Linked DNA regions of Mus musculus: all the other regions are linked to region 5. The links are chromatin loops, found by intact Hi-C in ENCODE. Cell type or tissue: gastrocnemius. All regions are shown on one strand.

Evidence for each region. Peaks named below come from ENCODE experiments on the same cell type or tissue, not always from the same donor. Only the 100,000 strongest peaks of a DNase experiment are listed, where the experiment ranks them.
Region 1: a loop joins it to region 5, with 4 times the contacts of the local background. A loop is called at or near these places in 33 of 42 quality-filtered maps.
Region 2: it touches region 5 in a loop (4-fold over the local background); 11 of 42 quality-filtered maps call a loop at or near these places.
Region 3: a loop joins it to region 5, with 6 times the contacts of the local background. A loop is called at or near these places in 31 of 42 quality-filtered maps.
Region 4: a loop joins it to region 5, with 2.2 times the contacts of the local background. A loop is called at or near these places in 18 of 42 quality-filtered maps.
Region 6: a loop joins it to region 5, with 5 times the contacts of the local background. A loop is called at or near these places in 8 of 42 quality-filtered maps.

Annotation. Positions count from the first base shown.
Region 1 is chr7:126,820,427-126,824,426 of GRCm38, forward strand. It overlaps Tlcd3b (TLC domain containing 3B), which reads left to right and starts at 2,877. Exons shown (of 5, transcript NM_029978.1): 1 at 2,877-3,786. The coding sequence starts at 3,662. In gastrocnemius, a CTCF peak has its summit at 1,581 (motif pointing right); DNase peaks (open chromatin) are centred at 1,596, 2,005, 2,482, 3,094 and 1 more place; H3K4me3 peaks cover 2,405 bases; H3K27ac peaks cover 2,988 bases.
Region 2 is chr7:126,984,708-126,988,707 of GRCm38, forward strand. Mvp (major vault protein) reads right to left here. Exons shown (of 15, transcript NM_080638.3): 13 at 3,611-3,737; 14 at 2,770-2,958; 15 at 2,153-2,407. The coding sequence ends at 2,276. Among named protein-coding and RNA genes, the nearest start is that of Cdipt, 10 kb to the left of the region's middle. In gastrocnemius, a CTCF peak has its summit at 1,794 (motif pointing right); a DNase peak (open chromatin) is centred at 1,792; H3K27ac peaks cover 734 bases.
Region 3 is chr7:126,829,853-126,833,852 of GRCm38, forward strand. Tlcd3b (TLC domain containing 3B) reads left to right here. Exons shown (of 5, transcript NM_029978.1): 5 at 1-367. 4930451I11Rik (RIKEN cDNA 4930451I11 gene) reads right to left here and starts at 1,644. Exons shown (of 4, transcript NM_183131.3): 1 at 1,559-1,644; 2 at 1,020-1,175; 3 at 858-945; 4 at 622-766. The coding sequence starts at 1,628. The coding sequence ends at 745. In gastrocnemius, a CTCF peak has its summit at 2,257 (motif pointing right); DNase peaks (open chromatin) are centred at 2,295, 2,633, 3,670 and 3,941; H3K4me3 peaks cover 516 bases; H3K27ac peaks cover 328 bases.
Region 4 is chr7:127,015,531-127,019,530 of GRCm38, forward strand. It overlaps Pagr1a (PAXIP1 associated glutamate rich protein 1A), which reads right to left and starts at 1,822. Exons shown (of 3, transcript NM_030240.1): 1 at 913-1,822; 2 at 670-752. The coding sequence starts at 1,391. It overlaps Prrt2 (proline-rich transmembrane protein 2), which reads right to left. Exons shown (of 4, transcript NM_001102563.1): 2 at 3,865-4,000; 3 at 3,354-3,486; 4 at 2,012-3,200. The coding sequence ends at 3,190. In gastrocnemius, a CTCF peak has its summit at 1,535 (motif pointing right); DNase peaks (open chromatin) are centred at 736, 1,186, 1,566, 1,850 and 4 more places; H3K4me3 peaks cover 3,214 bases; H3K27ac peaks cover 3,361 bases.
Region 5 is chr7:127,108,369-127,112,368 of GRCm38, forward strand. Qprt (quinolinate phosphoribosyltransferase) reads right to left here. Exons shown (of 4, transcript NM_133686.1): 2 at 341-876; 3 at 1-97. Among named protein-coding and RNA genes, the nearest start is that of Qprt, 12 kb to the right of the region's middle. In gastrocnemius, CTCF peaks have their summits at 2,459 (motif pointing left) and 3,317 (motif pointing right); DNase peaks (open chromatin) are centred at 700, 2,454 and 3,299.
Region 6 is chr7:126,753,516-126,757,515 of GRCm38, forward strand. No RefSeq gene overlaps it. Among named protein-coding and RNA genes, the nearest start is that of Mapk3, 4.1 kb to the right of the region's middle. In gastrocnemius, a CTCF peak has its summit at 1,505 (motif pointing right); a DNase peak (open chromatin) is centred at 1,549; H3K4me3 peaks cover 406 bases; H3K27ac peaks cover 936 bases.

The DNA.
Region 1 (4,000 bases), 290 kb before region 5:
GTCCTGGAACTCACTCTGTACACCAGGCTGGCCTTGAACTCAGAAATCCACCTGCCTCTGCCTCCCAAGTGCTGGGATTAAAGGCGTGTGCCACCACTGCCCGGCTTAGAATTCTTAACATTTATTCGGAGGGGGTGCACATGGCGCGGCTCACATGTGGAGGTCAGAGGACACTTGTGGATGGTTCTCTTCCACGTGTTCAAGGGATTGAACTCAGATTGGCAACAGGCGCCTTTAACGTGCTGAGTCCTCCCACTGGCCTGAAAGTGGTTTTTTGGTTGTTGTTGTTGTTATTTGGTTTAGTTTTTGGTTTTTGGTTTTTTGAGACAGGGTTTTTCTGTAACCCTGGCTGTCCTGGAACTCACTTTGTAGACCAGGCTGGCCTTGAACTCAGAAATCCGCCTGCCTCTGCCTCCCAAGTGCTGGGATTAAAGGTGTGCTCCACCACGCCCGGCTAAGTGGTTGCTTTTTAACCGACAACTCAGACGAGAATTTAAGGAGATACTATCTTCTGCTGGCAACATCATACTGGGGAAAAAATGTATTTGTGGGAGAGGTTGGGCCCTCGGGCTGTTACTATAAAGGTGAACAATGCCGGGGTGGAGCTGGGACTGGGGTGTGCAGAAAGCAGTGCTTCAGGGTTGTTTTTGTTTTTGTTTTTCTTTCTTTTCAATGCTGGGTATGGAGCCCCGAGCCCCTGATGTGCTAGGTAGCTCCTGAGCCCTCAAAGGCAGAATTTACCGAGGAGACTCTGTAAATCCCCAGAAAAGAAAAACGAAAATCAAAAGCACAAACCCGAAACCTGTCTTGTTCTGCTGCAGCCTGTGCTATCCACAGTCAGCTCTGGATCCCCTGACCACGTCTGTGTTCACAGACACGTTCTGATCCATGTCACCGCCCCAGCTTAGAGCCTTGGTGCTTTTGTTCCTTGCTGTTTTGTTTTTGTGTGTGTTATTTTTTGTTTTGTTTTTTAGGTAGGGTCTCTCTCTGTAGCCCAGGTTACATCTTCTAACTTTTGAAAGGTTTTGTATTTTGTTTTATCCCGTTACTCTTAGTGAGCCTCCTGCCTCAGCCTTCTGAGTGCTGGAATTTCAGGCCTGTCCCTTCATCTAGTAGCTCAAGCTAGGCTAAGTGCATCTATTTTTTGACAGGGTCTCCTATGTATTCCTGACTAGCCTGGGATTTTTGCCGGGATTTTGCTGTATAGACCTGGTTGTCCTGGAAGCCCCAGGGCTCTGCCTCCTCTGTCTCCTGTGCACCCCAGGGCTCTGCCTCCTCTGCCTCCTGTCACCACTGTCTTTGGATTTTCCTGAAGTGAAGCAAACATAAGCTTGAAATCCTACTTTACTAATAATGAACATAGCTATGTTATCTTGACACTTTAATAAACCCTCTAAGCCTTGGTTTCTCCTTCCTCAACCCCTAGAAGACTTAAGAAGCATTGACATAAACCATGCTCAGTCTGTAGTAAGACCTGGGAAAGTGGACCTCTTCCCCTGTGGTTTCCAGGTCTACGAAGGTCTCTAATAGTAGCCCCAACTCCTGCGGGTGTCAAGACTTCCCTCAGCCACTCCCACAGACTGCCACTAGAGGGCAGCACAAAATAGCGAATTGGCCCCTTCCTCTAGGGCGCAGAGGGAGTAGGCTGTGGGCTGGAAAGGTCAGTTGTCAGTAGATAAGTAGGCTCATCTCAGGGTCAGTGAGAAACTCAAGCTACAGTGAGGTGTCAGTCCCCATGATATACAAGTCTGAAGGACAGATGGGTTTGGGAAAGGCCAGGCTCTAAGAGGCCATGTGAGAGTGAGCATTAGTAGTTGTGTGCTAGGCCTAAATTACCCTGGCCAAAGCACGGGGCTGCTCTTCCCCTTGGATTAAAGGAGGAAGTTGAGTCAGCCAGCCACCAGGCTCTTCTGTGTAAGCAGGACTGTTCTGAGGAGTGGCCGAGGACAGGGAACCAAGGCAACAAGGAAAAGGGGACTCCAGGAGGCCATTGGCCTGAGGGAGGGGCCCCGGCTTCCATAACTCCACTGGGTTTTCCAGGCAGCAAGCACCCTCTGCTCTTCAAGCCCACCTTCTAACCCTCTCTCCCAGGCGAGCACTTCCTCTGTCGCCCAAGCTGGCTACCAGGAGTGATCCTCCTGCTCCTGGAGTGCCACCAGGTCTACATGACTGCTTCCTGTCTCCCAGTGCCCTGGTGCTAGCCATCAAAGCCATGCTGGAGGGCTCTGACAGCCAGCCATCTCTTCCCACTTAGCTCTGTTCCTGTCACATCTTAACTTTCTGATCTTGGGGAACCTTGGCTCCCACCTCAGGGCTATCCCCTGACCTCTGAAGAGCATAGGAGCATAGATTTCCCCCTGGGCTGTCACAATAGTGAGCCACACTCCTGAGGGAGTGACTCGTTGTGGTGCGAGTCGGAGTGCAAGCGAGGTGACTGATGTAGTTTCCACTCCCTCTGACTGGAGAGGCGGACGGGCGGGGTGGAGGGGGCTGTGGGTCTGAAGGACACCGTGAAATGGCTTGTTCCTATCTGTGCCTTCAGGGAACACACCATCTACTCAGGCTGCTTTCTTCAGGAAATCTTCTTGGCTGGAGTGAGCACCCCTAAGCTGAGATCCCTGCAGGCCACTGAGGGACACCCATTTATGTTTATAAGCACCAGCAGAAGGAAATGCCAGACATTTTTAAAGTGCTGACAGGAAAGGCGGCTCAGTACTCCTGCTAGGTGGAGGTGTCCGGGGGGGGGGGGGGGTTTAAGAGAAGAGCCATCCTTTCCCTAAGCCCTTGTCCCCAGCAGCCCCCTGCACTGCAGCTCCTGTCTCTTTAAGGGCCTCCCCCTCCCTCTTTCCTTGTCCCCCCCCATCTCTGTCGCAGCCGCTGCTGTGGCTCAGAGCTGCATGGGAGACAACGCTGCTGCAGGTCCGGTTTCTTGGTGTCTGGTCGGTGCCATCATTTCCCTCCCCCTCTCCCACCCTCCCCAAGCTGGTGGCTTCCCCTCCCCCTCCCCCTCCTCACAGAGGGGGCAGGGGGCTGGGCACCAACTCTATAATGCCATGTGCGGTGTCTGCACAGGGCAGCGGGGCTCTAGCGGCAGCAGCAGGAGGAGGTGGTAGCCTGTGGTGGCGGGAGAGCGGTGTTGACTGGTGACCGCTTGCCCAGCTGCGCCTCCGCTCCGCTCCGCTCCGTCCTTTCCTCCCTCCCTTTTTTCAGGGCTGGCACCACCGTCCCCCACCCCGCCTCCTTGGGCCCTCCCAGCCTCTCCACGTAAGCCCCCCCCCCACCTGCCGCGGTTCTCCCTCCCCTCCCCCACTGCATCTTCCTCCTCCTGTCCCCTCTCCCTCTTGGTCCTCTCATCAAGTCCTCCCTTGGTAGTCTCTCCCCATCCTCTCACCAGCGCTCTGTCGTCCCCCCCCCCCCCCCGCCACCTAGCTAGCCCTTTCTTTCTGTGTCCCCAATCTCATTGAAGTCCCTTTCTCCCTTGCCCTGAACTGGTCCTCTTGTCCCATCCTGTCCCCGCCCTGGCCCCTTTGTGCCTCCCCCTCCCTCTTTCTCTCTCCCTTTCTGGCTTGGCAATCCCTTCTTCACCTCCAACTCCCTCCCTCAATTTGGCCTTCCTGTCCCTTCTGGACCCTCTGGTCTCCCTGCCCGGGTTCAAGTCACCATGCTTACCCCAATGGTGGCTGGGGGGGTGGTGTTCCCCGGACTCTTCCTCCTATCCAAGAACACGCTCCAGAGGCTGCCCCAGCTGCGCTGGGAGGAGGCCGACGCAGTCATTGTCTCCGCCAGGTAAATGGCATGCCTTCCCCGAGAGTTCAGCCCCTCTCTCTCCAACAGGCTTCATGGGGAAGGGACCCCAGCACGCCCCTGGGCTCAGTAGTGGTGGGTAGGTTACATCCAAGCTTCCTTCCCTCCTTGGACCTCATTGAAACCCAGCCATCTGGACTACTATTGAGCTTGAGCTTGCTTCCCTTAGCACCTTCCTATCCTCCCTCTAAAGCAG
Region 2 (4,000 bases), 120 kb before region 5:
AATTTTTTATGTGCATTGGCATTTTCACTACATGTATGTCAATGTGAGGGTGTCAGATCCCCTGGAACTGGAGTTATAGAGAGCTGCCGTGTGGGTGCTGGTAATTGATCCTGGGTCCTTTGGAAGAACAGCCGGTGCACTTAACCACTGAGCCATCTCTTCAGCCCCCACAGCTGCCTTTTTATGTGGGTACTCAGATCCGCATGCTCTTTAACAGGGAATGAGTCTTACCTGTTTGTTTTTATAGAGTTGGAGGAATTTATAGACTGGGGCCTCAAAGAGAGGAAGACAGAGGCAGATGGGCTTCGCAATCAGCTCTCAGGACAAGATGGGTGGGATTGGGGCCCAAGGTGAGAAATCCTTGATGGGCACAGTGGTGGGGACAGCCAGTTCAGCGGCTCAGTGTGTTGATCTGCTGCTGGGAAGGAGAGAGCCTTCCTGCCCGCTCTGCTTCTATTTTTTTCAAAGAGGTGAGAAAAAGTGGGCAGGGGAGGAGGAGGGTGTAAAGAGGAGGCTTGAGCAGTTGTTCTGGAGAGGGAGGATCTCAGAGAAGACAGGGGGAGCACGGCTCCCTGGAGATTGTGGCTGAAGTCTAAAAGGAGACTGGTCACATGCTGGGGTCTCCTCCAACAACTAGCAGCTGCACTTTGGCGTGACAGAGGGAAGGAGGAGCTGATGGACAAATGCCACATGCCATGATCCTAACGCTGCACGGGGAGGCTGGAGGGCTGAGTTCATGGGCAGATCCTGTCTCAAAAGAGGTGGGGGCGGGGGGGAAGGGGTAGGGAGGGCAGAGAGAGAAGGGAGTGAGAGAAAGGAAGAAGAGGCAAGAAAAGAAAACCAAATGCCAGGGTATAATTCAGTGGTGGGGCACCTTGCTGTGAGGACCTTGGGTTCCATCCCTAACCCAGGGCAGTGGGGAGTGGGCATGGGGGAGACATCTAGCGGTGGGGAATCACCGGTTTTGAGTCATTTGTAGGGACAAAGCCCAGGATCCAAGTTAGGCAGTGAACAAGTTGTCCGTGGTGGTGTGGTTATTGTCCAAGGACAGCCGTAGGAGCCAGTAGCTGAGACCTGAACAGCCACCAAGTACAATCTTACTTGGTCCCAGAGGCCCTTGGTAATACACAGCATTTAGTAGGCAGCAGGGACAAGTTGAGGAGCTGTAAATTAATTGGTTCTCTTGAGGAAAGACTTGGGAAGGTCTAGGTAGGGACTCACACCAAGCCAGAATGTGAGTTGTGAGTTAATATGGGCAGACCCTTGGCCTTATGTTCAGGCTTTAGAAGAGACACCAACCATACAAATACAGCTCAAAAGCACTCAGGAAGGAAAAGGAACAAAAACATCACCTACCTTGCTTATCTGGGGTAGCATGGGCCCATTTCAGGGGAGGTGATAGGAGGGACTGAGTCAGTTGCCTTCATAGACACACAGGGAACTTTCTCCATTTTCTCTCCCCACCCCAGGATCATTTTACTTCCACAGTGGTGATGGGGCAGGCCTAAAGCTCCACTTGGCCTAGAACCCAGTACCCTATCCCCCACTGGTGTTTCCAAGCTGACTGAGCTTACGTCGGCTACCAAGTAAAGAAGACCTTTTACAAGTTCCGGGGCAGATAGGAAAGAGGCACCCCAGTGCTCCTTAAGAGCCCAGACCGGAAGCTGCAGAGTGTGCTCGAAATCCTGCTGCCCCTGGCAGGGTCCTCTTCCCTAGAGGAGGCAAGCACAGCCGTGCCCAGGGCAGGCCTGGCACACCTGCTGGTACTGCAGGCTGCTGGTGAGGCCGGCAGGTGGTGCCAAAGGAGAGTCTCCCATGGTAGGCGGAGCAGGCTCTGCAGCCTGAGGTGACTCCTCGACTAGGTGGCCAGGATTCATGGAAAAAACAGCTGCGAGCCACAGAGCCAATGCAAGGGCGGGAGTGCTCTCAGGTGCTCTGCCTACCCAGGGGCTAAGGAGGTGCAGTCTAAGCTGCGGGCTTGAAAGACTCTGGGTTCTGTGCTTATCACTGTGGCTTTGAGATACTTTTCTCCCTGTTTCCTTGGAGACCAAAGTAGTCTCATAATTTTACCAAGATTTGAGGGGGCACCTTCTCTAGGTCACCACGAAGATCCCTGATCACCCAGGCTGGAGATAAGAGGGAAAAAGAAACATAAATGTCTACAGTTGTCATTTTATTTATCCATTGTCAGTGTAGTCAGTGTCTACCTAAGGCACAGAGTGGCTGCTTCAGAGGACCTGGTAAAGCAAGCCTTCCTTGGGGCTGGGCCGCCAGGTCACTTTTGTACAGGTGGCTGACCGTCAGACCCCAGCCCCAGCAAGCCGAAGGCTGTGTTGAAGAGGTTGATGGGGGACGAGCCATCTGTGATGAGAGTGGATTTCAGGCCCAGGGACTGAAGAAGTTTCACCTGCAGGGTTGGAGGATAAAGTCAGCAAAAGAAGACACCGACACCGTCAGAAATGGCCATTTACCTCAGCTGCCTCCCCAGGGAGCCGACCTTCAGAGCAGCTCTCCCTAAACCAAGTGGTCACCGTCACTTTTCATTGTATTGTTCCTTTTGACTTCCTTCGAGGCACTGATGTCTCATCTGCTACTGTCCCCCTAGCAGTGCTGCTGCCTCTGCAGGGTCTAGGACAGTGCCTCATCGCACAGTGCTCAGTGACAGGTCACACCCCTTCCCATCCTCCAACATTTCCCCAGCCGAGGTTGCCTTCAGCCTTCTTGGTTCCGAGGCAAACACCCATCTCCTCCCGTGTCTTCTGTTCTCACCTGCATCTCTGGCCCGGCCACAGCCAAGTCCCTGATGGTTCCGGGGCCCAGTGCCTCTGTCATCTCCTTGAACTTCTTTGCCTCCACGTCGGCGAGCTGCTGTGCCTTGCTCACCTCCAGCTCCAGCTGGGCCCGGGAGTAGATCAGCTCCATCTCTCGCACTTTCTTCACTCGCTCCAGCTCAGCCTCCTGGAAAAGGGAGACCAGGCTGGTTTTAGGTCACGGGGCCCGGGAACTGTCCGTCCAGCAACTCTGAAAGAAGAGAACTGAGGCAGAAGGGAATCTCAGGTGCAAATCCTAGCTCTGCCACTATTTAGCTAGTGAACCTTGGGAAGGAGTCCTGCGATTCAAGCCTTGGAGGTGATACATGCTTCAGGTATGAAGGGAGGTCACAGATGTAAAACACACAACAAAGTGGGCAGTGAAGCTCATCTGGGGAATGGCTGTAAGACGCCCTGTCTTCAGGGATTGTTCTAAGTGCATTGCTACAGGACTGAGGCAAACCGCAGGGAGCATGAGCAGGGCTTTGTCAGGCCACTTGGTTTCAGAGTCTTTTTTTATTGTTGTTGATTTTGGTGTTTTGGTTTTTTGGTTTTTTTGGTTTTTTGTTTTTTTTTTTTTGTTTGTTTTTTGTTTTTGGTTTTTTTTTTTTGAGACAGGGCTTCTCTGTGTAGCCCTGGCTGTCCTGAAACTCACTCTGTAGACCAGGCTGGCCTTGAACTCAGAAATCCGCCTGCCTCTGCCTCCCAAGTGCTGAGATTAAAGGCGTGCGCCACCACTGCCCGTCTCAGAGTCTTTGACAAGCAGGCCCCAGTGCCCCAGCAGCAGCCCCTCCACTTACCGTCTCAATGGCTAACGCCTGCGCCTTTAGCTTGGCCTGCAGCACAGAGCCTTCTCCCTCAATCCTCGCTGCCTCTGCCCGGGACTCAGCCTCCGCCTTGGCATTACCAGTGCTCTCCACAGCCATGCTGCGGGGGAAACAGAGTCAGGGGCAGCCTAGAAGAGACGCCTGCCTACCCAGGGACACCATGACAGTCAGAGGACAACGTGTGACAATCAGTTCTCTCCTTTCGCTATGTGGGATCGGGCTTGGCCGGCAAGCTCCTTCACCTACCTTCTTCTTGCTGGCCCTTCATTTTTAATTTTTTTCCAATATCAGGGATGGAGCCACAGGCCTTGTGCATGGTGGGCACGTTCTCTACTGCTAAGCGGCATCCCTATCCCTTCTGGG
Region 3 (4,000 bases), 280 kb before region 5:
CCCCATCACCCGGGAGAGAGAAGACATCCTAACTCCCCCCACCTGGGCCCTGACAGGGCAGTTACCCCCACAGCCCCTTCCTGTGGAGACCAGTCCGAGGAACCATTTTATTTATTCACCCATATCAAACTAATTTGTTGGGGTGAGGGGAGGAAGGCAGTTGCTCCCCTACAACCTTTCCAGCGCTGAGCAGCCCTGGGGACAGGCGCCAGGCCAGTCCCTTCTGTCAGGGGCACATTTAGCCCTCGGCCCCGGCTTGTCCCTGGTGCTACAGGCCAATCGCGGCTTCCTCCAGTCTGGGGGCCACAGACCCCGGGAGGTGCTTTTACAGACCGCTAATAAAGACGATCTTCCTGAACGCCAGCAAGACCCTTTGGTCCAGTTTTGGGGGCTGGGAAGTGGGGAGGAAGAAGGAGGGGTCACTACATAACTACTGAGGAGGAAGGGGGAAAGTGTGTGTGTGTGTGTGTGTGTGTGTGTGTGTGTGTGTATGTGTGTGTGTGTGTGTGCGCGCGCCTGCAGCCTGGGAGGAATGGGGTGTGTGAATGGCCACTTCGAAGTCAGGGAGAAGGAGGAGGTGGGGGATGGGTGGCTACATAGAGGGCTACTGCAGTCTAGGAGGAAGGAGGCACCACCTTTATTTCTCAACAGAAGGCAGGGTAGATGTGTGTGGCTCACAGCTGGGTCCAGGGCTCCGTCTCTGGCTCACCTGCTCACCTCAGCTGGCTCTGGCTGGATATCTCATTAGGCCCCTTTCTGGAAGTTCCTGAGGAGTATGGAGATCAGATGAGGAGGGACACATAGGAGACTTGGGTCCTCTGGAAGGGGTAGGGCGAGGACACAGAGACACAACTCACACATGCAAGCAGAACTGGAAAAGCAGGAAGAAGAAGGCCACCACTAATGTCCCCACCAGGATGTTCTGGAAGAGCCCAGGACTGGAATCTGCCAGACAATGAACAACAGCGTCCTTCCAGACCCCGCCAGGAGGAAGACCCCTCTATCAAGCTGATTCATACCTGTCTTAACGAACGTTATAGGCTTCTCTCCAATAAACCGGGCCACAGCAAGAAGGCTAGCTCGGTCTGAGTCTGGATAATCAAAGAAAAGCCTGTTTACAACTTGCTGGGGTCTGGCTCCTGAAACCGAGGGCCGGGTTCCATCTCTTCTGGGGGCTAAAAACCAAAGCAGAGTCTGTGACAAGAGCCCAAGGGCCATCATGCCCACCAATGAGGCCAGGCAAACCCAGAGCTCTGATTGTTTTGTCCCAGGGCTGGCTGAGCTCCCATCAGAAGCCCACCATGTCTGAGATGGGGGGGAAAGGTTTGGACTGAAGGTTTGGGCTATAGAGCAACACTTTGTCTCAAGACAAAGTAAAATGAGACAAAAGGGAGGAAGAAGGAAAAAAGAGAAAAGGAAGAAAGAAGGGGAAAGGAAGGGGGGGGTGGGGAAACTAAGGCCTGGGGCTGGGCCATCCTCCTCCCTCCTGCCCACAATGAAGTTTACTCCCTTTCTCTAGCCTCCCTTATTCCTACTATTCCTGAACTCAGTTCCCCACCTGTTTCTATGGTCCCCAGCTCAGCCATCAACATCCACACCCCTACGGCTACCCACAGCCACAGCTTCATAACCCCCCACGACTATGAATGAGTAGGATTCTATGATGTCACAGCCCAGAGCCATTCCGCTAGCCCGACTATGAGGTGCTTCTAGCTCCTGATGCAGAAGAGCCCCCATTGAGCCCCAAGGATGACACTGACCATAACAGCAACAGTGGTGAGGGGTCTTGGGGTGTAGGCCAGGGGTACAGCTTTTGCTCAGAGTGCACAAGGCCTTCAGTTCTATTACAGAACCAGTCAGTTCTGTGGTGTTCCAGAACTTAGCTAGGTCTAGGAGACATGTGTTTGCATAACCGCTCTACTGGGGAGGTGAGGAGGGCTACACATCTCCAGTTGTTCTTCGGATCAAATAAAACTCCTTTACTGATTGCTTAGTAAAATGCCAAGCAAGTTACACAGATTGGCTCGTGGCATTGGCAGAAGCCCTAAGAGGGAGGCCCAAACCAGTGTGCAGGGGGACGAGGAACGCTGACACAACGCTTCCCAAGGCTGTGCATTCTTCTATGGGGGGAGGGTCCTCTTCCCTTTCTGAACCCCAGGTTCGTGGGTTTGCACCCATCCATCTCCAGGCTTGGTTTTAGCGCTCAGTAGAGATGGAAGCGCACGGTGAGGCACAAGAGAAATAGCCAACTTTTCCACCAGGTGGCAGCAGTGTTGGTCCGACGGTGCCACCATCTCTTCTACAGGTTACAGGCAGGCAGGCAGGCTCCTCTCTTGGGACTGGCTGTCACCGGGAGGCGGGGAGGCGAAGAGGGCTGAGGGTGTTGTCAACAGACGAACTCCCCAGGCTCATTCCAAGGCTAATCTCTCGGCCATTCAAAGATCCTAGTCTACTCGCCTCACCGTGACTCAGTTTCCCTTTTGGTGGTATTGGTGGCATGTGAACCTCACCGTCCACCACCCGACCCCTGTTTCTTTTCTCTAGTTCCCTCAGTCCTCCCCGTGTCACTTCCTAATTGCGACCTGCACTCCGGAGGCCCCACCTCGAGTTGGAAGAGACAGCTTGCCTCTGATTGGCAGTTAGGCCTGTCTATCACAAACGAACTCCAGCCCACCCGGGCCAAGGACATTTCAGGGTCTCCTTGATTCTATCCGTGCTTGTTTTACAGCCTCTTGGCTACTCTGTTACTCCACTTGCCCTGAAGGTGGCTCCTCATTAAAGGATCCTCTCTCGGGCCAGGAGATCACAGAGACCTGCCTCTGTCTCCCAAATGATGCTGGGATTAAAGGAGTGTGCTTCTACATCAGAATTAGCTTTCTCCTCCTCCTCCTCCTCCTCCTCCTCCTCCTCCTCCTCCTCCTCCTCTTCAGTTAATCACAGCTATTGAGAATCTAAGAGTGCCACAGCTATGCCTGGAAGACATTTCCACAACATTCCAACCCTTCCGCCTGATCTTTTCTGTCCTCTCTCTCTAGCTTCACTCTCACACATTACATCCTGACCATTTCTCCTCCCTTCACTCCTCCCAGTCCCCCTGCTACTGTGTCTCATCTCCCCCAGAAGAACTCCAACTGTATCCCCTTAAAAGAGAGAGAGAGAGAGAGAGAGAGAGAGAGAGAGAGAGAGAGAGGAGCTGGCCTCCCAGGGATACTCATCGAACATGGCCTAACAAGATACAATAAGCCTCCTATCAAGGTTGGATGAAGCAGCCCAGTAGGAGGAAAAGAGTCCCAAGTGCAGGCAAGAGAGTCAGAGGCAGCTGCCACAGTGGTGCGAATCCCATAAGAACATCAAGTGACACAACCATAACACCCATGCAGAGGACCTAGCACAGACCTATGGAGGCTCCCTAATTTTCGTCACAGTCTCTGTGAGCTCCTATGTGCCCTGATTGTCATCTCAGTCTCTGTGAGCTCCTATGTGCCCTGATTGTCATCGCAGTCTCTGTGACTTCCTATGTGCCCTGCTTAGCTGATGGGCTGTGGCTGTGTTCTGTGGGCTGTGTTCTTGTGGTATCCTTGAGCACACTGGCTCCTACAATCCTTCCTCCCCCTCTTCTGCAGGGTTCCCCTGGCTCTGCCTAGTGTTTGGCTGAGGGTCTCTGCACCTGTTCCCATCAATTGCTGGATGAAGCCTCTCTGATGACAGTTGGGCTAGGCACCAATTTATGAGTACAGCAGAATATCATTAGGAATCATTTCACACACACACACACACACACACACACACACACACACACACACACACACACAGTGCTTGGTTCTATCCTGAGTCTCTGGGCTGTCATGCCCCTGGTTCCTAGTCATTCACATAGCGTCAGGCATGGGCTCTGTCTTGTAGCATGGGCCATAAATCGGACCAGTCATGGGTTGGCCACTCCCACAAGTTCTGCACCACAATTACGCCAGCTTGTCTTGCAGGCAGGACAGATTGTAGGTTG
Region 4 (4,000 bases), 93 kb before region 5:
GATCTTGTTAAATACTCCCTTCTTAGGCCTCAGGGGCACAGAGGAGCTAATGTTTAGGTTTGGGCCACACACAGGATGGCTGGTATTAGACTAAGATACCCATAATGCAATGGCTGGGGAACATAACCATCATGTGCAAAGGTCCTGGGGCAGGGGTAGAGGCCAGAAAACTTAAGACTCTCCGTGGACATGCTCTTCCTCTCTGGAATGGAATCCTCGGGAGTAGTACAAGCTGAGGAAAGACGGGACCTCACTTAAAAGGACTCCTCTGGTTGACAATGGTGGATCTGTACAAGCGGAGCTAATGCAACTTGCTGTTGGCTTGGCCGGCTGCGAGAGAGCTCCAGAATGATTCTAAAAGCATATTCTAGGAAGGCCCACAGGCTGGGATGTCAGGTCAGCTCTGGGCATGAACATAGTACTTCAGAGATGTGTTCAACAAACTTTGAACTTCTGGGAAGGTCTGCGGGGTCCCTGATAGGAAAGTATGGCACTGACCTAAGCCAGAACTATGCTGCTACTGTGTGAATGCTACTGTATGAATGCTCCGTCCCACTGCTGGTCAAGATGATGGCTGAAACCAGCCAAGGCCTCAGACCAGCCCACTTGTGGGCGGGGTAACTAGGGGAGGCCCTTTACCTCCCCTCAGTTCTTCCCTCTCATCCGTACCTGGTGTCCGTCTCCTGTCAATCAGTGAGTCCTTTGGTGTCATTGGCTCATCATCAAAGTCAAATTCTGTAGGCATGTGCGGCCTGAAACAGGGTGGACAGAAAGCCAAGGTTGAGAGAAGCACTCCCTAACACCCGCTGGCACACCCCAGCCCGCCGCCTCATCCTTTCCTGCTCTCCCCTCCCTCCAGGCTCCGTGCTCAGGAGAGCAGTCCCGGGAATAATGTGTAAAGCATGGCCTCACTTTTCCTCCTCCTCTTCTTTGGCCTCTGGCTCCTCGTCTGATCTCTCCTCTTCACTCTGGGCCTCTGGGGTAGGCGGCCGGCGGGGTAGGATCTCTGCTTGAAGCTCCAGAGTACCTTGGGTAGCCAGCAGTTCATAGAGCCGCTGGATCTCGGAGGGTGGGGGCATCCAGGACTGCCCATTGGCCGGCAGCTCCACCTCCTCATCGCTGCAGGGCACGCACCAGTCTTCGGCTTCTCCCTCCGCACGCTCGTCGCTCGCAGCGCTGGGAGCTTCTAGTGCCTCCTCAGGCCTGGATCCCTCACGCCCGGCCTCCTCCTGACTGCCTTTCCCCTCTTCCTCGGCCTTACTAGCCGAGACAGAGGGACCTCCAGTGTCCTCCACCGCCAGAGCTTGGAGGCCGGAAGTCACTTCCCCTTCTTCAGACAGAGGCGCTGCTGTGCTGCCTGCAATGGTTCCATGGCCCAGGGCAAGGGACATAGAGTACTAGAGAAGAAGCCCAGCAATAGAGGAGATTCTAGAGTACCAAACCAGTGCGCCTCACCCGAAAGGCTGGAGAGCCTTTCTAGGTCTAGGAAATCGCCAGTCAGTCCAACAGCTGACTGCGGCCAGAGCACCGTCCCCAGGAGGGGGCGCTCAAACCCCTGCAAGGACAGACCCCACCCCACGGACCCAGAATTCTGCCGTTCCCAGGGACCCGCAGGAAACACGCTCGGAGCTGGAAAGGGAAGGGCCTGTTTTCTCGCTTTCACATCGCCTTCTCCATCACCGGGATGGAAGTCATCTTTTTAGACCGGGCAAACCTAGTTCGCGTCTACTCAGCAGCGGTACAAACCTGGAGCTAAAACCCGCCTCCCAGGCTGCGCAGCATCTCAGTACGCAGGCGCAGAGAAATGGCGCGCGGAGGCTCCGCGGTAGTCAAAGCTACTTGGAAGAGGAAAGAGAAGACTTGCGCATGCGCAATTTGGCCCTTAGGACTCATTAACCTCGGCCCATACTAAAGATGGCCACTGCGGCAGCGCATGCGTATTCCGTTCAGTAGGGCCTGCCAGAAAGCAGTACCTTGACTCTGCAAACACAGGGACCAACTGAGGCCAGTCTCATGCATTCTCTGTTTATTAGTGTTTAAGACTCATGCAGCATTCAGCATACAAAAAGGGAGACTCAGTTTTATTTTTTGAAAAGGAATTTTAGTTTTCCCCCAACTTTTTTTTTTTTTTTTAAAAAAGAAAGGAAACAAACAAAAAACCCCGCCAACTCTGAAATGCATCGCAGCTGGCTCTCTGCCTCCTCAGAGGGCTGTCGCGTGCAACAAACCTCCCTCATCCTCTTAGAGAATAATTACAGAGCTCCCCCACCCTTCCCTTGCTCCCTGCAGCTGGGAACTTTGGTCCTGTTTTTGTTTGTTTGTTTTGTTTTGAATTCTACTGTTTACAAAGCACATAAATAGACCTTCAAACAAGAAACTCTGAGGTTAAAAAGCCCAAACGGGCAGATCAATTCAGGCTGACTCTTCAGGCGCAGCTATGCCCCTTCCTCCCCTGGATGTTCAGAATAAGGACTCTCAGAAGGTCCCCCAGGTGAGGACTCACTTGCCAGCTTTGGGACCCAATAGGCACCTTAGGGGTAGGGGTAGGGTATGGTCTGGGCCTGGGTGGTCCCCAGTAGAGAACAGTCAGAGCCCCCAGCTAGGCTCCTCTCCCCACACCATCCTTCTTCCCTCAGCCTGACCTAAGTACTGCAGTTTTTGCAGACTAAGTGTTGGCAGGAGGGTGAAGACGCTAAGGGGGAGATGAAAAGGGAGAAAGGGTCAGGGGACGTGGCAAGGGGAAAAACGGTGTTAAGGAAGGGGAGAACGGGATGGGTTAGATACCAAGACAATGAACGTTGGGAGGCCAGGGATAAGGTTCAGAGGATTCCAGAGGCAGGAAGAAGTGCAGGGAGGCTGGGAGAGATGCAGAGGTGCAGAGTACAATTTAGATGTTCAGGAAGGCTTCCAGAAGTGCAGAGAGGTTTTCAGAGTGCAGGGTTAGGGAGGTCAAGAGGCAGGAGTGGGGTGGGGGTCTGCAGGCAAAAGTGCAGGGAGAAAGGAAGCCTATGGCTGGCAGAGGAGCCTGGCAGGATGCAGGGGGAAAGAAGCTGTAAACAAGGCCGCTCAGGCTCCCTTGGTCCCTAGAGATGGGGGCCAGGGCCATGGACTGGGATTCTCCCAGGACAGGGATGGACCCAAGACAGCTCCCAACAGGAAGAAAAGTCTTGGAATGCAGGGCAGAGCCCCTCACTTATACACTGTGGGAGAGGAGAGGGAAAGACAGACAGGGAAGGAGACAGGAAGAGACAAAGGCATAGGGAGGACAGACAGGAGAGAGCAGGGTCAGGGGTTAGTAAAGCTGCCCTGGTCAACCCTCCGCGCCTCCCTTCCTGTCCCTGACCCCCACTCACCGCCTAAGTTGATGACGCAGGAGGCGATGATGATGAGGACCCCCCCAACCAGCGCCACGATGCTTAAGAGCTTGGCTACTCGGCCCAGACGTTGAGCCCCATCCACGTCCCCCTGTTGCAGGCTGTTCCGGGACTGGGGTGAGGGTGAGGGGTTTGGAGGTATCATGGCCCAGGTCAGCAGGAGCCAGCCCAGCAGGGATCAGGTGAGAGTCCAGAGGAGGAAGGTCAGCCCAATGGGGTTGAGAAAGGAAGGAGAATTGGGGACGCAGGAGGAAGAGGGTACAGGTCAGTAAGATTATATGACACATCTGTTTCCCTCCCGCTTGAAGGGGTCGGGCAGGAGTGCCTTGGAAGGTTAGGTCCTGGGGAGAGACAAGCAAAGGGCCAGCAATTGGAAAAGTGGGATCCATGCAGAGAGGTGAGGGAAGGTGTCATTACTGGGGCTCTGGGCTGACACTGGCACGAAGCTGAGAGCCACAGTACACTTGGGCCAGGGTCCCTTGGGGCTCACCATGACGGCATAAGCGAAGGCCACAATGTTGACAGGCCACATGGGGCAGAAGCAGGACAGGATGGCAAGGATGATATAGTCCCGAGGTTTCTGGGTGCCTTCGCCCCCTTCCACCCCAGGCCCTGCCAGCTGGGAG
Region 5 (4,000 bases):
CCCCAGCCTCTGCTGCCCGAAAGGCCTCCTCCAGGCTGCTACATTCCACCTCTACCTTCAGGGAAAACCCGGCTGCCTGCCGAGCCTTCAGCACTGCCTGCCAGGCCAATAGAGAGAGGATAAGGTTGAGTAGCCTGGCCCTGGATCCTGGGGGGCCCAGAGAGCTGTGCTTTGAATCGCACATAAAAAGGAAGACAGCCTCCTCCATCTACAGACAGAAAGACTTGGAGGCATCCCTGCCGCTGGGACCACTTGTCACCAGGCAGGTCTCTGGTGGAGGGACTGAAATGCCTGTCAGTGGAGGACCACAGTGAGAACAGAGGCTCAGTGGGGCACTTACCCTTTCCATGCTGCCGGCCGCCACTACATGGTTGTCTTTCACCATCACCATCCCTCCCAGGTCGTAGCGGTGGCATGCTGCCCCGCCTACTTGGAGCCCATACTTCTCCACCAGTCGGAACCCAGGTGTCGTCTTCCTCGTGCCCGCCACGTGTCCAGTCCAGCCGGTGCTCCTGGCCACCTCCACAGCTGTCGCTGCCGCGCTGGCAATCCCACTGCAGCGGGCCAGGGTGTTAAGAGCCACCCGTTCCCCCAAGAGCAGGTGGTGGGCAGGTCCCTTGACCTCTGCCACCTTGACCACAGGTACCAGCTTCGATCCCTCCGGGAGGAACCAGGACACTTGGCAGTTGAGTTGAGTGAAGATGGCGTCAAAGAAGGGTCGCCCTGCCAGAACCCCAGGAGATTTGGCCCACAGCACAGCCTGCGAGGGTGCCGACCCGGTAACCAAGGATGCAAAATTGAGGCCCGGGCAGTCCTCTTGCAGCCAGCTGTTCGCCAGGGCTGCCAAGGTTGTAGGGGGTAACAGGAGCTGCAGGCCTGGGGAGGAAGCAGAGAGACCTCTGTCGGGTTTGCACTTCCTCCCTTGTAGCCAGAAGCTGCACCGTGGTTTTTAACAGCATGGTCAGTAGGACACTAGCCAGTCAGGGTGGAGATAGGACTCCCAGGGGCCAGGCTGGGGCAGAGTCTGGGGTCTCCAAGCTGACCAGGTTGTCAGAGTAAATAAAAGTACTCTGCAACTAGCTAAAGTTAAACTTGGAATAGGTATCAAAGAGTTTTATAAGGAAGCTGGGCTTGGTGGTGCCTGCCAAGAGTCTCCACACTCTGGGGGCTGAAGAGGAGGAACTCAGCAGACCAGGTCTCAGAATAGCAAAAACAACAATAACAACAACAACAATAATAAATTAAAAATGTAGAAGCGGGTGCTTGCTCCTTCGTATTATCACAATGCCCCCTTTTGTAATTTTTTTTTTTTACATTGTGTGTGTGTGGGGGTGTTTATGTGGTATGTGCATGCAGATGTCACTGGTCTTGAGTGGCAGTCAAAAGACAATTTGCAAGAGTTGGTTTTCTAAAGCGGGTAGGTCCTGGGACGCTAACTCAGTTTGCCAAGCTTAGCAGCGGGCTTCTCTACCCACTGCGTCATCTCCCGTCACTCACCTTGGTTTTAGCTTTAATTGACTTACAGTTAAAGAAACAAGGAGAGGTGACCCCTCTTAACACATCTGAGTCCAGCAGTATTAACACTCACACAACCCATTCCTCCCGCAGAATTGAAGTTCTGTACCCTGGACAGCACCCTCCTCCTCTTCTTCCTCTTCCCGCCAACCTCCTTTCTGCTTTGTTATAAAATCTGATTACATAGTTGCTCAGATCATTTTTCTGTATAGTATGTGCCAGGTGACACATTTAACAACTTTTATGTAAACACTTAGCACCTTGTATTTTATGCATTCAACCTACTGTTGGGTCCAAAGCTACTTACTAACAAGATATTTAATATGTTGTTGTTCTTTGGAGACATGGCTTGCTTACGTAGCCAGGATAGCCTGGAGTCCCAGCTATCCAACCTCCTGTGTGCTGAGGGTCACACGCATACACCACCAAGGCCCTCGATATTTAACAGCATGGGCAACCGACTTGTGCACGCCTGCAGGGTGCCCTGCCTCCTTTCCATCTGTGTTACCCAGAAGGCTTAGCAATTGTATCTTTCCTCCTAGCCGTCTCCAGGACACCAAGTGCTTTACTCAGGGTGGCGATCTAGTCCAGGTCCTTGAGCTTCTAGAAAACACTCGACCACCGAGCCTCACTCACAGCGAACACCAAGTATTATATAAAGCTGTAAGTCCAGGTGTTTACAGCAACAGAGAGAGAACCAGAGAAAAGACAAACAGGTTGAGGGTGCCGGCAACGAGGTGGCCCCAGGTTCAGAACAAGAAGCCTTAGTGCAGCTGCAAACTAGGCTCGGGTATGTCCTGTTCCAGAGACGGTAGTGAGGGGGTGAAGGGTGGCTCCATGGCTTCTCTTAATGGTTTGCCCTTCACCTCAATGTGTGGCATCAACTGAAGGGCCTTTCAGCCTCCAGGGCTGCAGAGACAGAACCCAGACACGGTGCAACATTGCCACCTGTTGGTCTGTACAAGAGCCGCAGCCTTCACGCAATCTGTCTGGTTCCCTCTACCCCCACCCCCCTTTCACCCAAGCTGTCCTGGAATTTACAATGGAACCCAAGCTGGCCTTGAACTTCAGGCACTCCTGCCTCGGTTTCCCAAATGCTTTTGGATTTCCATGTTGGTCTCTGAATTGCAGTTTTCATGAGAATCCTGTTGGGTTGGTTTAGCCAGAAGGCCTCCTTATCCCCAGGACTTCCTGTCAGTAATTCTGCACCATTGACCCCTTCTGTGCTCTTGGGCTGTAAACTCCTGCTAGTCTACACTGTACTTCAAGTTCGATTTTGAGTTCTTGCCTTAGGGTGAGAGTTCTATCCACTTCTGCTTTGTTTGATTGTTTGTTTGTTTCTCCAAGAGAGGGTTTCTATGTATAGCCATAGCTGTCCTATAACTCCCTCTGTAGATCAGGTTGGCCTCGAACTCAAGAGACCCATCTGCCTCGGCCTCCTGAGTGCCGGGATTAAATTCGTGCACGATCACCTCCCAGCCACTTCAGCTGTGTTTGACAGCTCTGTCACTGTGAAAACTGCAGTGCGCACCCATTGCACCTGCTGCATTCTCTGCTTCACCCCACTTCCCATTCAACTCCTGACTGAGCAGCTGCCATGGAGCTGGGGGTGGGTCTCCTTGTCTCTCTCAGACCTCAGCATGAGCTGGTTCGCATAGTGCCTGGGCCTCACAGTCTCTCGCCTTGCTCCTGCCAGCCCTGTCCTCTCAGATCTTTCTACAGACCCCTGCTAGGTGAGAAGTCCCAGTGATGTGCACCACACTGTCCAGTCTTCTGTTGCAGTCCAGTCACTTGCCCAGCAGGGGGCGCAGGTCTGCAATCCCAGCACATGGGAGGGTGAGGTAAGAAGATTTCAACAAGGCGGAGGACAGCCTGGGCTACGTATACATTCCAAAGCATTGTGGGTGACTGTGTAAAATTTTGTCTCAAAAACAAACAAATATAAAATAAAGCAATCAAATGCTCATCGTGGTGGCATGCACCTTTGATCCTAGCACTGGGGGGGGGAAGGGGGGAATGCGGGGGGGGGGGGGGAGGACGGGGCAGAGCAGGTGAATCTCTGTGAGTTAGAAGCCTGGATGGTCTTAGAGTTCTAGGATAGCTAGGGATGCATAGAATCCTGTCCTTAAACGAACAAAAGAAAAAAATTTGGGGGGGGGGGTGGTTTTCAAGACAGGCTGGCCTCGAACTCAGAAATCCGCCTGCCTTTGCCTCCCAAGTGTTGGGATTAAAGGCATGCGCCACCACTGCCTGCCCAGCACAAACAAACAAACAAAAATTTTAAAAGCCAAATATTGACAAGATCACACTGCTCTAACAAGTGTGCAGTAGGCTCTGTGCTAGCAGAGAGCCCACTTGGTGGAGTGACTCAGCACGCAACTTATTGTCTGTAACAGGGATAATGATGCAAAGACCCTGGTTCTAAGCTCTGAGGGAGGTTATCTGGCAAACAGTAGGCGTGTTGACTAAAGAAATGACTGAAGCC
Region 6 (4,000 bases), 350 kb before region 5:
CAGCACTCGGGAGGCAGAGGCAGGAGGATTTCTGAGTTCGAAGCCAGCCTGGTCTACAAAGTGAGTTCCAGGACAGCCAGATCTATTCAGAGAAACCCTGTCTCGAAAAACCAAAAATAAATACATAAATAAATAAATAAATAGATAAATAAATAAAATAAGAAGGGCGGGTATGGTGGTGTAGGCCTTTAATTTCATTACTCAGGAGGCAGAGGCAGGCAGGAGGCCAGCCTGGTCTATAGAAAGAGTTCCAGGGCAGCCAGGGCTACACAGAGAAACCCTGTCTTGAACCCACCCCCCCACCCCCCAAATAAGAGACCTGAATTTAAACCCAGCACTCATGTCAGGTGGCTCACAACTCCGGGTGACTTCGGCTTCAGGGCATCCAACGCCCTCTTCTGGCCCCCCAGGCACCTGCGCACAGGTGGCATTTACTCACACAGACACACACGCTGCACAACTATGCATAAGTAATATAATATTGGTGGTGCTGGAGAGATGGCTTAGTCACTAAGAGCACTGGCTGCTTTTGCAGAGGGCCTGGGTTTTGTTCCCAGCATCACATGGTTGCTTACAACCACACATAACTCCAGTCCTGGAGGTCCAGTGCTTTCCTCTGACCTTCGCAGGCACCAGGCAGGCACATGGAGTACATATATACATAGAGGCAAAACACTCCTCTGTCTTGGTTACTTTACTATTGCTATGATAGACCTAATTGACCAAGGCAACTTATAAAAGTAAGCTTTTTATAAGCCCCAATTTAGGGCTTACAGTTTCAGAGGGTTAGAGTTCATAGCCATAATGACAGTGAGTACGGCAGCAATCAGGAAGGCATGATTCTGGAACAATATTGAGAGCTCACATCTTACGACACAACCAGGAGGGGGGGGGGAGAAGAAGGGGGGAGGGGAGAAGGAAAGGAAGAGGAGGAGGGGAGAGGGAGAGGCACTCAGAATGCAGCAAGTCTTTTGAAAACCTCAAAGCCCACCCGCAGTGACATACCTCCTTCACCAAGGACTCACCTCCTCATTCTCTCAAACAGTCCTACCAACTGGTGGTCAGTTACTAAAATCCATGCATCTATGGGGACCATTTCCTTTCAGATCACCGCTCTTACCCATGAGCTGCTGGAGAACACAGTTCCCAGGTCCTTTCGTTCTCTGAACTTCAATGTCTGCTTTTCCCCAGCTAAACGTGAACGTCATTTCCTTCATTTGGCTGGTGCGAGGATCGCAGGGGATGGTATACATGAAGGTGACAGGTGGAGAATAGATGATCAGTCTACCTTAATTAATACCTTAAAGAGACGAGGTCACTTTATGTAGTCTTGGAACTCGCTATGTAGATCAAGCTGTCCCAGAACTCACAGAGAACTGCCTGCCTTTGCCTCTCAAGTGCTGAGATTAAAGGCGACCGCCCACTACTTTAGTTAAATGTTGGTCTGTAAAGGAGTCTGAGAAATCCCAAAATCCCAGCCCGATCCTTAAAGGAAATTCCAATCTCAGCCACTAGGGGGAGAGCGCAGTCGCGCTTCCTTACCCAGAGGCCTGAGGGTGGTGGCATGCCCCGCCCATCTCTCCAGCCTTTCCTTTGCACAGGAAAACTCTGCTCAAGAAACCCCACTTAAACAGAACCCCACGCCACTTTCTGAGTCACTATATCCTCCTGCAGTAGCAATGTGATCTGGCAAGAGTCGCTCTAGGGCTTTCACTACTTCCTGAGGAGCATCCAAAGTCCAAAGTCTGCCTAAAGCTAAGACCTTCATCAGTCTGGGCTGCCTCTAGAGCTATCCTGGCCCTCCTGTAGATCCTTTTCTGCAGCTGCCAGACAAGATAGGCTCCTGCCTCTATCCCTTAGCATATGTTGTTCCCTTTCCTCGACGTCCTCTCTCCATTTCCAGCTTCTGCAACCTCACTTATGTTTCAGTGACTGAAGGCTACCTCCTCAGCCATGGGGTGATGACCCACACCTTTAATCTCAGCACTTCCAAGGCGTGAGTTTGAAGCCATCGTGGTCTACAGAGTGAGTCCAGGACAGCCAGGGCTACATAGAGAAACTCTGCCTCTAAAAACAAAAATAAATACATAAAATAATGAAATAAAAGGCCACCTCCCCAATTCTCCTGAAAGTGACCTTGCCCCCCTCCAGCTTTTGGGGGTTTACCTTTGATATATTTTCTCTTTATATGACCCAACTTGGTCTTGAACCTGCCTCAGTCTCCTAAGTATTTGTGTTTATAGGCATTTGCCATCACAGCTCCTATCATGAGGTTTTAATCCAGCCAGTCTGACTGCAGCAAGTTCCAGGTCTTCAGTAAGAGCCTGTATTATACAGCAATCTTCCATTAGCCGAGCCCAGAATGTTGCTCAAAGTGCCATATAATTAAGCCTATCAAAGCAATTACCAAAGAAGTCATCGATCTAATCGGTACCTCTTAAACTTTAGTGACGTGGGAGCTCTGGGGAATCCGCAGCTCAGCCTCATTGACCTGAGCTACATACAGTGCTTGGCTCTCTGAACACTCACGATTGGTTCTATTGTCTCTTGATCTGTAACTTGTACAAGCACTTTTTCCCAATACCCTGGAGAGAAACAAGCCTAGGCTCTGTGTGTTTGTGAGGCTCCTGGATCACTCAGTTCTGGAAAATGAGGTGGGATGGCAGCACCAGAGTGTGGCTTCCATGTGAGCCGTCTATGGTTCCAAGACAGTGTGGCATCTGCAAAAGTCTCTGTGTGAAAAGTACTTGAGTCAAGTAGTGGCCCCTTCTTGACTCAAGTCAGCTAACTTAACTCTCAGACTCCCCATATGTTAGATGATTGATTCATTTAAAAGTGTCAGGCTGGGAGAGACGGCTCAGCAGACCCAGAGGGTCTGAGTTGCCAGCACCCGTATCAGGCGGCTCACAACCAACTGTGTGTAACTGTATGTATCACACAATTCTGAAAAACCCACAGTGGGCTATACCCTTCCTCATCACTCACTAATTAAGAAAGTGCCCTACAGCTTGTTTTTTTGAGACAGGGTTTCTCAGTATAGAAACCTGGCTGTCCTGGAACTCACTCTGTATACCAGGCTGGCCTCGAACTCAGAAATCCGCCTGCCTCTGCCTCCCAAGTGCTGGGATTAAAGACATGCGCCACCACTACCTGGCCTTACAGTCATATCTTGTGGAGGCATTTTCTCAACTGAGGTTCCCTCCTCTCCAGTGGCTCTAGCTTGTGTGCCTGCACAGGTGGAGAGCCAAGTGGTTCATTGATTGCTCGGGGGCCAGGGCAGGTCCAAATCCTGTGGGTGCTGCTGGCTACTGAGATGCCTGGTTCTGGGTTCTCCGACTTTCCAAATCTGATGACGCCACCATCACAACTCTAGCCTTGCTAAGCATACAGACCCCACCATACCCTCAGGGCCAAACCTTGTCAGTTTATGGGGGCTGGAGAAATGGCACAGTGGTTAAGAGCACTACCTTCTCTTCCAAAGGTCCTGAGTTCAAATCCCAGCAACCACATGGTGACTTACAACCATCCATAATGAGATCTGACACTCTCTTCTGGAGTGTCTGAAGACAGCTACAGTGTACTTACATAGGAAAAAAAAATAAATCTTAAAAAAAAAAAAAAAAGCCAGGCGGTGGTGGCGCACACCTTTAATCCCAGCACTCCAGAGGCAGAGACAGGCAGATTTCTGAGTTCGAGGCCAGCCTGGTCTACAGAGTGAGTTCCAGGACAACCAGGGCTATACAGAGAAACCCTGTCTCAAAAAAAACAAAACAAAACAAAACAAAACAAAACAAAACAAAACAAAACAAAAAAACAACAAAAAACCCCTGTCGGTTTGAATTTCAGACTTAAGTGAGTATGATGTTACAGGTCTGTAATCACAGCACCTTCACACATACGCACTTACAACACAGACACACAAACATTAAATAACAGAACACATTTTAAACATGCTTAACATTGGTCTGCCAGGCACTGGAGGTACAATAATGAACATGAT